Regions from separate parts of the Homo sapiens genome. Here region 2 is linked to region 1. A link is a contact called in ENCODE Hi-C or POLR2A ChIA-PET data. All regions are on one chromosome and are shown on one strand. The core of a region is the stretch at or near the end of the contact, and the rest is flanking DNA. Distances in the headings are between cores, read along the strand shown. Region 1 overlaps PALLD (palladin, cytoskeletal associated protein). Region 2 overlaps PALLD (palladin, cytoskeletal associated protein).

The links. Hi-C counts contacts between places; a loop is a spot of excess contacts on that map. ChIA-PET counts read pairs that join two places held with the same protein, here RNA polymerase II (POLR2A). Pooled maps may share reads with other maps.
Region 2: a map of esophagus muscularis mucosa shows a loop between it and region 1 (1.9-fold over the local background). The contact joins two enhancer-like sites. A Hi-C loop is called at or near these places in 6 of 168 maps with a recorded cell type or tissue (HCT116, HepG2, astrocyte of the cerebellum and 3 more), 1 of 37 single-sample maps with no recorded cell type and 1 of 50 pooled maps. POLR2A ChIA-PET finds 5 or more read pairs at or near these places in 1 of 52 experiments (CD4-positive, alpha-beta T cell).

What each region holds. Positions count from the first base shown.
Region 1 is chr4:168,737,788-168,745,706 of GRCh38, reverse strand. All of the region lies in intron 10 of PALLD (palladin, cytoskeletal associated protein), which reads right to left. Among named protein-coding and RNA genes, the nearest start is that of PALLD-AS1, 93 kb to the right of the region's middle. Within about 2 kb of position 1,491, at least 3 of the 41 ENCODE cell types and tissues checked have a DNase peak (open chromatin) inside an H3K27ac peak, as active enhancers do.
Region 2 is chr4:168,783,286-168,790,200 of GRCh38, reverse strand. All of the region lies in intron 10 of PALLD (palladin, cytoskeletal associated protein), which reads right to left. Among named protein-coding and RNA genes, the nearest start is that of PALLD-AS1, 140 kb to the right of the region's middle. RefSeq lists an enhancer at 127-186. Within about 2 kb of position 4,945, at least 3 of the 41 ENCODE cell types and tissues checked have a DNase peak (open chromatin) inside an H3K27ac peak, as active enhancers do.

The DNA of each region.
Region 1 (7,919 bases), core at 242-2,741:
CTGGAATGGGAAAGTAATGAAAATAATAAATAGAAGAGAACTCTTAACACATACTTCCTAACACACTAGAATGTGTTGTAAAATGAAAATACCATTAAACTCTAATGGGATTGCAACCATACATAAACAAAATCCAAAATAAATTTAAGTTACCTATATTACCTTGATGTACAACATGCTCTTTTAAAGTGTTACATCCCTAACTATTCCAGTTGAAGAAGGAAAAAAAAAAGTGTTACATCCCCTTTTTAAGAGAATGAATCATTATTTGCCCCCCCCTCCCATCTCACAGACTCTAACTAATGATGTCACCACAGTCTGTACTTAAACTAATATAGATTGGGGTACCCAATGAAGTATTAACGACATATGAAGGTGATTCAAAGGGCTGTTGTAAGAGGAATGCTGAGCTAGGAGGCTTGGGTCCTAGGCTCCAGCTTTGATGATCATGATAATGATGACGAAGATGAATAGTTGCTACTAATTTTTAGGTACTTACTGAGTGCCATGCATTAGGCTATGTGCCTTACATGAATTTTCTCTAATGTAATCCTCTTAACAGTCCTATGGTGCTATTATTACTTTTGTTTTATCAATAAAGCTAAAGCTTAAAGAGTCTAAGTGACTTATTCAAGGTCATAGCTGAACTAAAGAGGTAGAGTCAGGATTCCAGCTGATGCCTGACCCCAAAGCCTATACAGATGCTCCTTGACTTAGAGTGGGGTTATGGCCCAATAAACTCATCGTAAGTTGAAAATATCATAAGTTGAGAATGCATTTAATACGCCTAACCTACCGAACATCATAGCTCAGCCTACCTTTAATGTGCTCTGAACACTTCTATTAGCCTACAGTTGGACAAACTCATCCAACACAAAGCATACTTTATAATAAAGTGTTGAATATCTCATGTAATTTATTAAATCCTGTACTGAACATGACAAACAGAATGGTTATACTTGAAATACAGTTTCTACTAAATACGTATCACTTTCACTCCATCATAAAGTTGAAACTTCATAAGTTGAATCATTGTAAATTGGGAACTGTCTGAATTGTCCTCTTTGCCACCACTAGACTGTGTCTTCTGAATCACTTAATGCCTCTTGTCCTCCTAAAATAACAGAGGGGTTGGACCAGGTGACCCCTGAGGTTCCCTTTGGCTTTAAATTTTAGAAACCCTTTGATGCCCTGTTGGAAGACCATGAGTTCTGTTTTTCCAGACACCTTGTCTTGGCTCTGTTTTGTTCTGCTCTATAGCCTAGAGACACAGAGAGTAAGTCTGTGACCTCGAGGCTGTGGAGGATGTGCAGGCACCCTGTAGATTGACCATGGTACAGAGAAGAAAGAACTGGCCCAACAGAGATACTTTAGTCTCACTGATCTATATTCCTAAGCAAGCTGACTCAATACAAACAGAAGCAGAGAACAAAGGGGGCCCCCAAGGAGTCATCTGTTAGCAGCACTCTCTTCCTGGACACGCACGATTCTCACACTTTATACACCACACTCACCCCAGAGGTTAGGCTCTCTCCTCGGTTATTTGGAGAGGGAAATATCCTATGACTGAAGTGACTGCCCCAGAGTGTTGTCCTCTGGGCTGAGAGCTTTCATGAGGACAGGACTTTACTGGCTTCTAGCATCTGTTTGCTCTCCCCCGACCCCTTTTCCAGGGAAGGCAAAGGCAGAGAACTCTGTGGAGCTTTCAGACTTAGATTTTTTTCTGGGATTCCCCTCTATCTATAGCAAAGATTTCTCAGACAGTGGAAGCAAATTCCCATCTGTTAAAATTTGGAAATTTCCAAATCCCCCTTATTTATCTTGTGCTTGTTTTGGAAAATCTGGGAGATGTCCACAGATAGATACATGGCGGTCTCCTGAAGGATGTTTTTAAAAGATTGCAAAACTGAATCACAGTGAAAGTCAAACTGCAAGCAAGCTCTTATTTTTCGGCTCCATGCCAGACCTGACCAAACAAAGCAAGCAGAAAATAAACAAGGACATCAAGTTAAAAGACCCAGTCATCAACCTCATTCAAACTGTTATCCATAACAGAGACCAGGGTGAGCATCGCCAACCAAAGTTCTAAGTTTAACTTTAAGCTACTTACAGACCTAAAATCATGGTACTGCTCACTTAGTAGGAATTGAACAAACCCATCAAATCTTACATTATAAGTTGGAATTTTGAAAAAAGGAGTGCCTTTTCATAGAACTGCCTAGTGATAGGACAGGAAACATCATCATTAATGTCTTTTATCCAAATCTGTAGTGTCCCCATTAAAAAAAAAATCTCGAAAGTAATTGAACCATATTAAGTTTCTGTCTTAGACACTGTGCTAGTTGCTGGGGATTAAACCATGATTGAGATCTTCATAGATATCATGTTCCTTCAGAATATGATAGCCGCGTGGTGTAATCAAGCATCCAGATGGATGTCACTCAGTGTGACAATGAATTCAATCCACCCATTAAACAAAGAAATATTTATTGAGTGTAGATTATGTGCCAAACACCAGGGCAGGGGCTGGGGCAAGGTAAAGAATAAGATATAACACAATCTCTGGTGTCAGAGAACCCTGAGAGAGTAATTGCGTGAGAGTTATCACGCAGTAGAAATTTCTACTGCTGGGGAGGACACAGAAGGCAATCTATTCTAGTCTATAGCTCCTGGAAGGCAGAGAATGGCGTTTAAACTAAAAGATGGTAGGAGGTGGTCGGGCAAATGGAGATTACAGAAGAGAATAGCAGGAGGAAGGCCAGGAATCCAGATGACCTGAATCACTGAAAATCAAAAGGAGGGAGTGAGATTGTCAAGGCATTCTTTGTAGTCTGAAGGAAATCCAACTACATTCAATAAATTACTAGAATTCTTTCCTTATTTAGTGCTAAACAGAAAATATACAACTGTCAATCAGAGCTTATGATTAACATATGTAGGGTTAACATAGTGAATATGATTGCCACTAGATGCAAATACACCCATCATTTCAGTTGAACTGTGAAACGAACTAGATCTTTTGAAATACTGAAAACTACTAAAAAATTCTGATTATTGATTTTCTTTCACCATAGTTGGGAAACACTGTTCTAATAACTTAGTATCTGGAGCAAAAGAACTCCTGAGTCCGGTATGTTCATGGAACAGAAACTGTTCAGGTCCTCAAAGCACCAGGCATTTGACCTTCTAGCCAAATGAAGTACTTCTATGAAAATGAAAGAACATCTTAATACTATCATAACACTTTAAACAAACCTGGCTTTAAAACACACAGTCTTCTCCTCTCAGTGACTTATTTCAAATGTACTTATTCCTTCCCTGGGATAAATTTGGCCTCTGTATCAACCCAGAGGTCAGAGAGCTAAGAACACCTCCCCTTTGAGGGATAAGCAAAAGCAGGAGCTGAGAGAGTAGACACAGCATAGGTCAGATAAAAAAGATGGATTTGTTCATGATGCACTGGGTATGGAACTCAAGAAGGACGGAGAGATGGACAACACTTGCCAGTGATGCAGAGAAGCCACGACCTCTACATTAAAATCCATAAAGCCCTCTAAGTAGAAAAATCCAGTTGAGCACCATCCATATGGCTTCCTCAGAAACACTCAGAATAGCAAAGCTCCCTAGATGCTGGGCAGCAAGAGCACAGGTGGTGGATCTGCCAGCTTTTGCCCGCACTGGAAAGTCAGAAACAAGTGGGCTTTCTCTAGTGAAGCTGGGACATGTCAAAATGCAGCCACTTCCCCTTTTGTCCTGGTCACAGGGCACTGGGCTTTGGCGTGCTCTGACAAATCGAAAAATAAAGTCAGCTGTCAATGAAGACTGGTTCCTTCGCTCTCCCACCTCTCCAAAATGTTTCTGTTTATTCTCCAAGATTTGTCCAATAGGAGCTTTCCAGGACCACTGAGCCTCATCAGAAGAGGCACTCATGTTCTAGGTCTTTGCAGGATGAATTGCTCTTTTTATTTTCCTCTTTCTCTCTCTCTCTCTCCAACCATTCTTTTTTGTTTGTTTTTTGTTTTTGAGATAGGATTGTACTCTGTCGTCTAGGCTGGAGCGCAGTGACACAATCATAGCTCACTGCAGCCTTGAATTCCTGGACTCAAGTGATCCTCCACCTCACTGTCCCGAGTAGCTGGGACTACAGGCATGAGCCACCATGCCGGCTACTTTTATTTTTTTTTAAAGAGCCATGGTCTTGACGTCTTGCTATGCTGCTCAGGCTGGTCTCAAACTCCTTGGCCTCAGGCAATCCTCCTACCTCTGCCTCCCAAAAGTGCTGGGATTATAGGCGTGAGCCACCACGCCCAGCCTTGACAACTATTCTTATCAAAAAGATCACACACACACACACACACAAAAAAAACAAATATAAGGAAGGAATGTTTTTTAGAACTTGGATTTCCTCACTAGCTCAGGAGCCAGTGACCTCATATTATAGCGATGAAGACAAATAAGAATAGTTTCTGAATTGTCACTATTCTCTGTAATTTCTTCCATTTTTGGTGTCCTTGAAACATGACAGCAGTACCAACTGGATAAGAGTGATCCGCCATCCAGAGTTTGATTTAGTTTTATGGAAATGAGCCATATATAGGGATAGATCATGAAGCCAATGGGAAACATTTAAAACTTGAGATGAAGTTAATCAAGCCCGTATTACACTTAACAGTCTTCTCTATTAAATAAACTTCTCTTCCTTCAAGATACTATTTTGAACAAATAAGATTTCTGCAATTCTGCAAGACTGAAGTTAATTAAACAGCATAGCAAAATGGAAAACAGATGTCACAGAACATTTTCAAAGGATTTTAATGACATTCAGCCTATTTTCTTAGACTCGTTTGCAGTTGCTATCGTACCCTGCACTTAAGTAAGTTCCTGAGTTGTTGGAATGGGAGGATTTATATCCATTTCATATAACTGGCAGTAGAAAATCTATTCAAAGAGAAGTACAGTTGTGGTAATCTTGCAGAGTTTTTTTGCTCCATAACCTGACTGGCTCTTTTGGCTTAAACTCTTGAACTCTTTTAAATTAATGTTTTCCATCTTTCAAAAGAACTTTCCATCTTTCAAAAGAACTTTCCATACCACCAACTCTGATTCTAATTTTTAATGGTTCTTTCTGGTAGTCTCAGGCTTAATTATTCTGAAAGCGCCTGCAAGATTGACTAAGAAACTTAGTATCTGTCAATTCCAGCTCAGAAAAAAAACCACAGCATGAGGAAATTTTGGGAGATGAAACTCCTTGTTAATTCAAGTATAGGCATCCACAGTTAGATTTTTAATGTAGTTTTTCATACATTGAGGAATATTATATTCAAAATTCAAAACTGCAAAGGTCTCTTTAAAGTATCAAAATTTCAGATGACACTGAAGAGAAGAAGTAAGTTTACTTTCTCAAAAAGTGCATTCAGAAGGAAAATGTAGAGTGACCAAACAGGGATTATAGAGAATCTTGTGACTACTTTTCTTCTTTTGTAACTCATCCTTTAAAGCATCTTTTAAGATGTTTCCCAGTGCTTGAAACCATGTGATGATTACTGACATATGTCCCAAGAAGCATTACAAAATTTACAAGTTTTTTTTTTATACAGGAAGCTCAACTACCTATTAAAAATGGCATGTGTCATTTTTTTTCCAGTTTCAACTAACATGGGAATTAAGAGGAAGCAATGAATTATCATGCTGCCTGTTGTTTATATAAGCATCCCGTGCAACTTTCAAACCAGGGGCTGTTTTAAGCTGAAACAATGGTATCTTTCAAATCAGAGAAGAGATGACATAAATACATGCTACGAGTGTGAAACAAAGGGACAAGAATTCTAATTAGAGCAGCAATAAAGTAAACCTGAAACAAAAATTCACGCAGTAAATAGGTACCCTTATCTTGGGCAATGGCTTGTTTCTGGTGCTGCCTTTATGACGTGTGTGATGGAGAGGACTGCAACTTCTATATTATCAACAACATGGGCTTTTTTCTTGTCTGGACTTTTAAAAAGTTGATGCAAGTGTTTGTACATATTAATGGGGGATATGTGATATTTTGTCACATGCATAGAATGTGTAAGGATCAAGTCTGGGTATTTAGAGTATTCATCAGCTCAAGTATTTATCATTTCTGTGTTGGGAACATTTCAAATCCTGTCTACTAGCTATTCTGAAATATACAACAACTTTCTGTTAACTATGGTCACCCTATTCTGCTAACGAACATTAGAACTTATTTTTTCTAACTGATGTTTTCACCTATTGACCAAGCTCTCTTTATCTTCCTCCAAAAACCCTTCCCAGCCTCTAAGAAAAGGGAACTTATATATTGTTGGTGGGAATGTAAGTTAGTATAGCCACTATGGAAAACAGTATGGAGATTTCTCAAAAAACTAAAAACCGAACTACCATACCATCCAGCAATCCTACCACCGGGTACTGATCCAAAGGAAAATGAATCAGTATATCAAAGAGATACTTGCGCCTCCATGTTTACTGCAGCACTGTAGCCAAGATATGGAATTAACCTAAATGCTCATCAATGGACCAATAGATAAAGAAATGTGGTATATATACACAATGGAATACAATTTGGCAATAAAAAAATAACGAAAGGCTGTCATCTGCAGCAACATGAATGGAATGGGAGATCATTGTGTAAAGTGAAATAATCCAGACAAAGAAAAACAAATATTGCATGTTCCACTCATACATGGGAACTAAAAATGTTGATTCCATGAAGGAAGAAAGCAGAATGATAGATACCTGCCTGGACTCTATGCTTGAAAGTCTTTTCCTTTTATTTCTAAGAAAGCTTTATAATTAACTATTTTTTTCAAGAAATATTATACAGTACTCATTAATGTTGCCATCTGTAATTTTTGATATGCTAGGTATTAATATAAAAAAAGAGTAAGATAATGAAAACTGGAGGAATTGATTTGCTGTAGTTGGGCTGGGTGTGAATAAGAGTTTAAGAAGGACTGGCCGGGCGCGGTGGCTCACGCCTGTAACCCCAGCACTTTGGGAGGCCGAGGCGGGCGGATCACCTGAGGTCAGGAGATCGAGGCCAGCCTGGCCAACATGGTGAAACCCCGTCTCTACTAAAAATACAAAACTTAGCCGGGCATGGTAGTACACGCCTATAATCCCAGCTATTTGGGAGGCGGAGGCAGGAGAATTGCTTGAACCTGGGAGACGGAGGTTGCAGTGAGTCAAGATCTCACCACTGCACTCCAGCCTGGGTGACAGAGTGAGATTACATCTCAAAAGAATAAAAATAAAAAATGAAAAGTAGATAGAACACATATTAAAACAAAATAAAAATTATCGAACATTGTGGACTCTTCTTAACGCTTGCTACATACAAGTCTCGTGTATGCTCTGTGTCTTCCATAGAGGCTCCTTCAGCCATCTCAGTCCTCTTTCATTCTTGTCCTCCACCCCCACCCAATCCATGATCAAGCCATTGTTCTAAGTGTATGTCTTCTGCGAATGAAATCTTGGTTATAGAAAATGACTCTTGAAGCATAATTGATTCCAAACCCTGACTAATAACAGGTTTTAAGTTCTCCTTTTTCACATCAGTTTCTGGCCACAAATCAATGAAAAATGCCAAGTGAAATGGCCTTGAAAGCTGAAGGCTAGGACAAAGGTAATGTGGTTTTAAAATGAAAAAGAATGGTCAGATTCCTTCCATGCTTGGAATTCATGGACAGTCCTCCTCCAAGGGGACTTCACAGTCTAGAAAATGTGTTGGGAAACAGATGAGCCTCACAGCTGCTGCTGTCTCTGGTCAGCATGCTATGCGTGTTTTGCTCAGCCCGAAACCACTGCCACAGCATCTCAGCAATCACCCTGTCCTCAGTGTTTGAAGCGAAACTACTAAACTACTAAGCTACGCCCTTTGGAAGGGTTAGAGGTATGGG
Region 2 (6,915 bases), core at 3,696-6,195, 41 kb before region 1:
GACAGAGCAAGACTCTGCCTCAAGAAAAAAAAAAAAAAAAAAGAAACCACAAAATCTCAGTTTAGAGCAGAAGTAGGATTTGGAGACATTCACGTTGCCAGGCCTCCTGCTGCCCTACACAAAACCGGAGAGAGGCAGGCCAGAGAGGCAGGTCCAGAATTTTGCAAAATTCTGGTCTTACACTTAGGCAAAAGTCTTGTTTTTACACAACTTAAAAGGAAGATACCGTTTAAATTTGCATATTTCAAAAATTATGCCTTCTCAAGGACAGTGTTTTGATTTTTCACGGTGTTAAGTTAAAAATAAAAGAAAAATCCCCTACCAGATTAGATTATACTTTTTCCTTAAAGAGAGAGGAAATTGTCTGACTGCAGGGTAAGTACACTCTGCTAGTGAGTTAAATTATGATATATGAATACTTTAAACCTGAAATGAAAATACGAAAGTGTTTGTGTTCAAGTTATCAGCATTACTTCCTACTTTTTTTTTTTTTTTTTTGAGACGGAGTCTCGCTCTGTTGCCAGGCTGGAATGCAGTGGCACGATCTCGGCTCACTGCAACCTCTGCCTCCTGGTTCAAGCGATTCTCCTGCCTCAGCCTCCCAAGTAGCTGGGACTACAGGCACATGCCACCACGCCCAGCTAATTTTTGTATTTTTAGTAAAGATGGGGTTTCACCATCTTGGCCAGGATGGTCTCAATCTCTTGACCTTGTGATCCGCCTGCCTCGGCCTCCCAAAGTGCTGGGATTACAGGCGTGAGCCACTGCACCCGGCCCTAAATGTCTTTTCTATATACTGCATTAGAACCTAGGAAAATTATACACTTGCAAAAATTACAGAAGTAATAAATGTATTTTAAAACAAATCAAATACACTGGTTAACATTTTCTTCATATTTTTCCTCCTGCCCCAACTCTTCCCATTGCACAGTAGCATGCATTGATCTGAGCTCTCCTCTTAAAGATGGTATAATGTTCTAGTTAGAGCCAAAATTTACAGAAATGCTCACCAACACTAAAAGACATGAATGAGAGTGTCAAAAATGAAATTTTAACAAAAGAATCAAGATACGAAAGAGTATGTATGTCATGATTCCTCTTATATAAAGTTCCAAACCAGGAAAACTAAATTATATTGCTTTAGAAATGTACACATAGATCATACAATTATAAAGAAAAGAAATTTTATCACGAAAGTCAGGATTCTGGTTTACCTCTCAAGGTGCGGAGAGTTGCAAAAAGGAAGAAGTATATGAAGTTGGGGTGGCAAGGTTCTATTCTTTTGATCTGGGTGGTAGTATATGTATTAATCATGCTTTACTCATTCATTTATTGCCATTAATTTTAAAATAGATTTTTTAATTCATTTATTTTTAAATTCATTTATTGTCATTAATTTTAAAATTTTAGTTTTAAGAAGAGTTTTAGGTTCACAGCAATATGAGCTAAAGGTACAGAGATTCCCCATGTATTCCCCGTCCCTACCCATGCCCAGCATCCCCCATTACCAACATCTCTCACCAGAGTGGTACGCTGGCTAGAACTGATGACCCTCATGACACATGATTATCACCCAAAGTCCACAGTTTACACCAGCGTTCACTCTTGGTGTTGTACATTGTATGGATATTGACGAATGGATCGTGACAGGGATCCCCCATCACAGTACCACACAGAACGATTTCACTGCCCTAAAAATCCTCTGTGCTCTCCCTATTCATCTCCTGCTCCCCTCAACTCCTGGCAACCACTGATCCTTTTACTGACTCTATAGTTTTGCCTTTTCCAGAATGTCATATGGTTAGAATTATACAGCATGCAGCTTTTCCAGATTGGCTTCACATTAAAAATATATATATAATTTCTACTTGAAAATTAATGCTGCCTCTAAACACAAAGAAAGTAGAATAATAACCAGTCATTATGTATTTTCCTTTTCTACACATTTTTCTAAGGAAAGATCCAGTTCAAAGTACTTGTAAGGAACTTTGGAAAATTCCTGGGTTGTGATTTAGTACTTAGGTTGCTACTCAAATGCAAATTAGGAATGAGATCATTTCACCTTCTATCTATGGGAGTGAGCAATATTTCTTGTTAAAAATCACTGAGATTTTTGGAATCGCATGCTACACAGCAAAACCCAGTGGAACTTGACTACGTAACAAAGATGCCAGATTAGTTACAGTTTAACAACTTAACGCCAATGACCATGTTTACAGCGAAGTTATACAGACTTTTTTCCTGCTGTTGCAAACCTGAAATCTCATTTACAACCATTTCAAATTAATATTTAACCAAATTTATATAAACATACATAAGTGTGTAATGTTGGCCCTTTGATGCCTGCTCTCTCGAGCCGGTGCTGACAAATAATGAAATTCTGAAAAGCTTATTGCTTCGAGAGCTAGGAGCAAGAGCTTAGGGAAAGGAGGAATAAAAGAAAGTAGTTGACTATCAGCAAACTTCTGAATTCTTAAGCAATGAAGAGAAAAAATGTGAAAAGTGCCTTTTTATACACAAGTGTTCTCAGCAATTAGGTTTAGACCAGCATTGTCCAAGAGAACTTTCTGTGATGACATAAATGTCCTATATCTCTACTGTTCAGTATGACAGCCACTGGCCACATCTGGGTATTCAGCAATTGAAGTGTGGCTACAGTTATAGAGAAACTGAATTTTTACTTAAATTTAAATAGCCACATGTGGTTAGTGGCTACTGTGCTGACAGCACAGGTTTAGATAGTCTTACCAATGCAGTACCATCACCCTTCTAGAAAAAATGCTCAATTGTAAGAAAACTTCAATACTACTTCCAGATAAACCGCACTTATTATAAATCAAGATTGTAAGTAGTTTCCCTTGATCTCTTGTGCTCAGAGGAGGCACACACATAATATGACTGAAAAGAGAAAACTTGAACAATGAAAAATACTCTAATAATTTAATCTTAGGATTCCTGATTACCTGGCTGATGGGCAGGTTCTTAATAAATACTTGTGGAAAAAATAGGTAAATAAGTTCACGAATGAATTAGCAGACATCTTTCACTCCCTGACTTGGGAAAAGAAAACCTTCCTGGCAAGGTGTAAACATTTCTTTGAAATTTAGAGCCATTATCTCCCATGTTTTAAAAATGAGTTTCATGAATATACATAATAGCTGGACAGATGGATAGAAGGTAAGTTAGCTAGCTAGCTAGCTAGATGGATAGATAATAAGTTTGATATATAGACCTTGTTATAAGATTGTCAAGTGTTAACCTCCCATTGGGATGTTTCCATCTTGCTTTGGGACCCTATGAAGGTTGCAAACCACAGCTTTTCATGTTCTTATAACCCCCAAGTTGTTCTCAAATTTTGTATAACAATTTTAATTAATAACAGTGTTATAATTTTCTATCCAGTTTTTTTCTTTGTTGCTGACAGTATATGTGTGTGCATATAATATTCTGAAATTAAAATTCAATTGTACTTCATAGTATATTTACTGCTTTTTAAATGTTCCAATATTCATAAACATATATGTATTTTTTGAGACAGGGTCTCGCTCTGTTGCCCAAGCTAGAATGCAGTGGCTCAATCATGGCTCACTGCAGCCTCGACCTCCTGCACTCAAACTATCCTCCCACCTCAGCCTCCTGACCACAGGTGTGAACCACCATGCCTGGATAATTTTTTTAAAAAGTTATTTTGTAGAGACAGGGTTTTCCTGTGTTGTCCAGGCTGGTCTCAAACTCCTGGGCTCAAGCGATCTTCTGGCCTAGGCCTCTCAAAGTGCTAGGATTACAGGTATGGGCTACCATACCTGACAGGTAAACATATTTCTATGCCAATAAGTATACTTCTATGAAAATAGTATACTTCTTTTTTTTCTTTGAGACGGAGTCTCACTCTGTTGCCAGGCTGGAGTGCAGTGGTGCGATCTCGGCTCACTGCAACTTCTACCTCCCGGGTTCAAGCGATTCTCCTGCCTTAGCCTCCCAAATACCTGGGACTACAGGCACACACCACCACGCCCAGCTAATTTTTGTATTTTTAGTAGAGACGGGGTTTCACCATGTTGGCCAGGCTGGTCTCAATCTCTTGACCACATGATCCGCCCTCCTCGGCCTCTCAAAGTGTTGGGATTACAGGCATGAGCCACTGCGCCCGGCCGACAGTAGTATACTTCTATCATACTATTTGAATCATTTTTATTGGTCACACTGTATTCCATTGCCCAAAATATTAATGTGAATCACAAGCCTATCTCTCTCCCTCTATGCATTTTTCTGTGGCTTTCTGATGCTAATTCAGCAACTTTCTTCAAGTTGGGCTTAAAATGCTATATATATATATATATATATATATATATATCTCTACAGTTTATTAGAACTGACTCTGTCCCCTCTCCCTTTATTTTAAAGCCAGCTAGGCCTCCCTGTTATGTCACTGTCTTCCTTTGAGATGACTGGACTTTAAATTTGAGGCTGAAATTGTTAACTGGGTCTCCTCTCAACCAGTAACGGGGTAAGTACGCCAAACCCAGACAGCAGCTGTCAGATCTTCCCAAACCCAAGGTGGGGTTTGCAAATGAGGAAGGACAATTAAGCTTATATAGAACTTTCAGAAGACTGCAGAATTGCCCAGGAGTTACTGCTTCCCAGAATATGGGGAAACTCTGGATCAAAGGGTAAATGTTCAAATGTTTCACTATAGTTCCGAGTGCATTGTTTTGGTTTAACTCTGAAAGTCTTTGAGTTCATCAGCATGAAAAATGAATTTCCACTGGATTTATTCAGTAATCCAAATTTGTATTTGTAGAGAAGATAAGGGTTGGGTGATGCACAGCATGTTCTAGCCGAGTGAACTTGGAACCAGTAGAGGAGGCAGGAACAAGGACTGTGATTCACTTTCGGATGTCGAACAAACAGCGAAGCTCCTTAAACTCCGCATTCACACACATAGCTAGCATCCGAGAGCGCACAGTGCTCCCCTTGTTAAAATGGAATCCCACTGGCTAGCTAATTGATTCACAAGTCTGCTAACTAATTCCATACTAACAGCTTAAATTAAAAGTTAATGAAACACAGCCAGGGCCCCATTGTATTTCCCTTGTAACAACCCTTTCATTACAAAAAAAAAAAAAAAAAAAAAAAAAAAAAGCAAAAGGGAGAAAAAAGCTGGGGCTTCATTAAAAGGAAAATGTCTGGGACACCACCCTGGGCTGGAATGTACCCACAACCAGAAGCATTCCTCAGACCAGCCTCTTTGCCAAGTCTCACGGAAGCCACTGCTCCGACAGGAAAGAAATCCCCACAGGTATCCCATGACCAGACTGACCAGAGCTCATAAGGCGGCATTGTTTGTGGCTCTGCAGAGTCTGCTCAAGATGGGAAAATCTGTTCTCATGGACTACTGTGCACTTAACAACTTCACGCTCTTCCTGCTATGAAACTCACATTTGACTTACATTCCCAAGTAAGAGGAGGTAGAGAATCTCTGTATCCACTTTTCCGCCTACCCCAAACTTGGGTTGACAGCAGCAGTTTGTCTCTTCCAAATCAATGAAGGTGTGAGCAATGTTCAAGACTCAATGCCCTGCTCTTTCTCCCGCCCGCTTCCCTTGTCTCAACATGTTTGTGGTCTCTTCTGTGCTCATGGTTCCCAAGTGTCCATCTCTAGCCCCAACTCAAGCCGCCCTCTGCCTTCAGGCTGTCTCCACTTGGGCACCAGTACCTCCAATACAACATGTGCAAAAGCATTCCTCAGCTTTTCCCACAAAATAATTCTCCCACGTGGCTTCCTCACTCCTGCAGTGGCACTGTGTGCTGGAACTGGAGTTACCTTTCTCTTTTCTTTTCTTTTCTTTCTCTCTCTCTCTCTTTTTTTTTTCAGGGTCTTGCTCTGTTTCCCAGGCTGAAGTGCAGTGGCACAATCACAGCTTACTGCAGCCTTGAATTCCTGGGCTCAAGCAATCCTCCTGCCTCATTCTCCCAAGCGGCTGGGACCACTTTTACATTTTTTCTCTTCATTGGTTAAGAATTCAGATGTCTGTTGGTAGCCAACTACCTCCTCTTATTCCTCCTTTCCCTAAGCTCTTGCTCCTAGCTCTCAGACCAAAATTTTTTTTAATATTCTGTAGAGATGGGGTCTCATTATTGTTGGCCAGGCTGGTCTCGAACTCCTGGCCTCAAGTTATCCTCCTGCCTTGGCCTCTCAGAGTGCTAGGATTATAGACGTGAACCACAGTGCCTGGCCTCAGGAGTTACCTTTTACATTCCTCACTTACTGATCACTCATTTGGGATCAGGGGACAATTATGAAAGCCTAGTTGGGAGTTTGGCTATTGTCCTGAAGGTAGTGGACACTACAGGTCCCTCACTATACAGCTACATCATCAAAGTGTTTTTGGAAAATTATTCTTGTCCTCAACCTGACTCCATCTTACCATATCTTATCAACCAATCCCCACCTCTACCTCCAGCATTTATTTGTTTGACAAATACTTATATATTCTTTGTCAGGAACAACTCCAGGAATTTTACAAATATTAACTTTCTAAATTTTCATGACAGCCCTACGAGGAAGCTACTGTTACTCTCCGTATCTTATGGATGAAGGTGAAGAGGCACAGCCAGCATGATCATCTTGCCCTGGCTAGCCTAGTTACCTGCTTTCTTTTAACTATTCGTTTTCTCTGATTGTATAATCTTTGTTCATGCTCCTCCTGGTCTCATCACCTCTCCCCTAGATGCTCTCCTGTCTCTCCCGTCTTTAGAAATATGCGCTGGCCCTCAGGACTCATCTAGATCCACCCCTCCTCCTGAAGACCAAACTGTCCCAGTGCACATGGGTCTCTCTGTATTATGCTTATTTTACTGCTTTGCAATATTATTGCTTAGCTCTCTTATACTATGAGCTCCTGGAGATCAGAG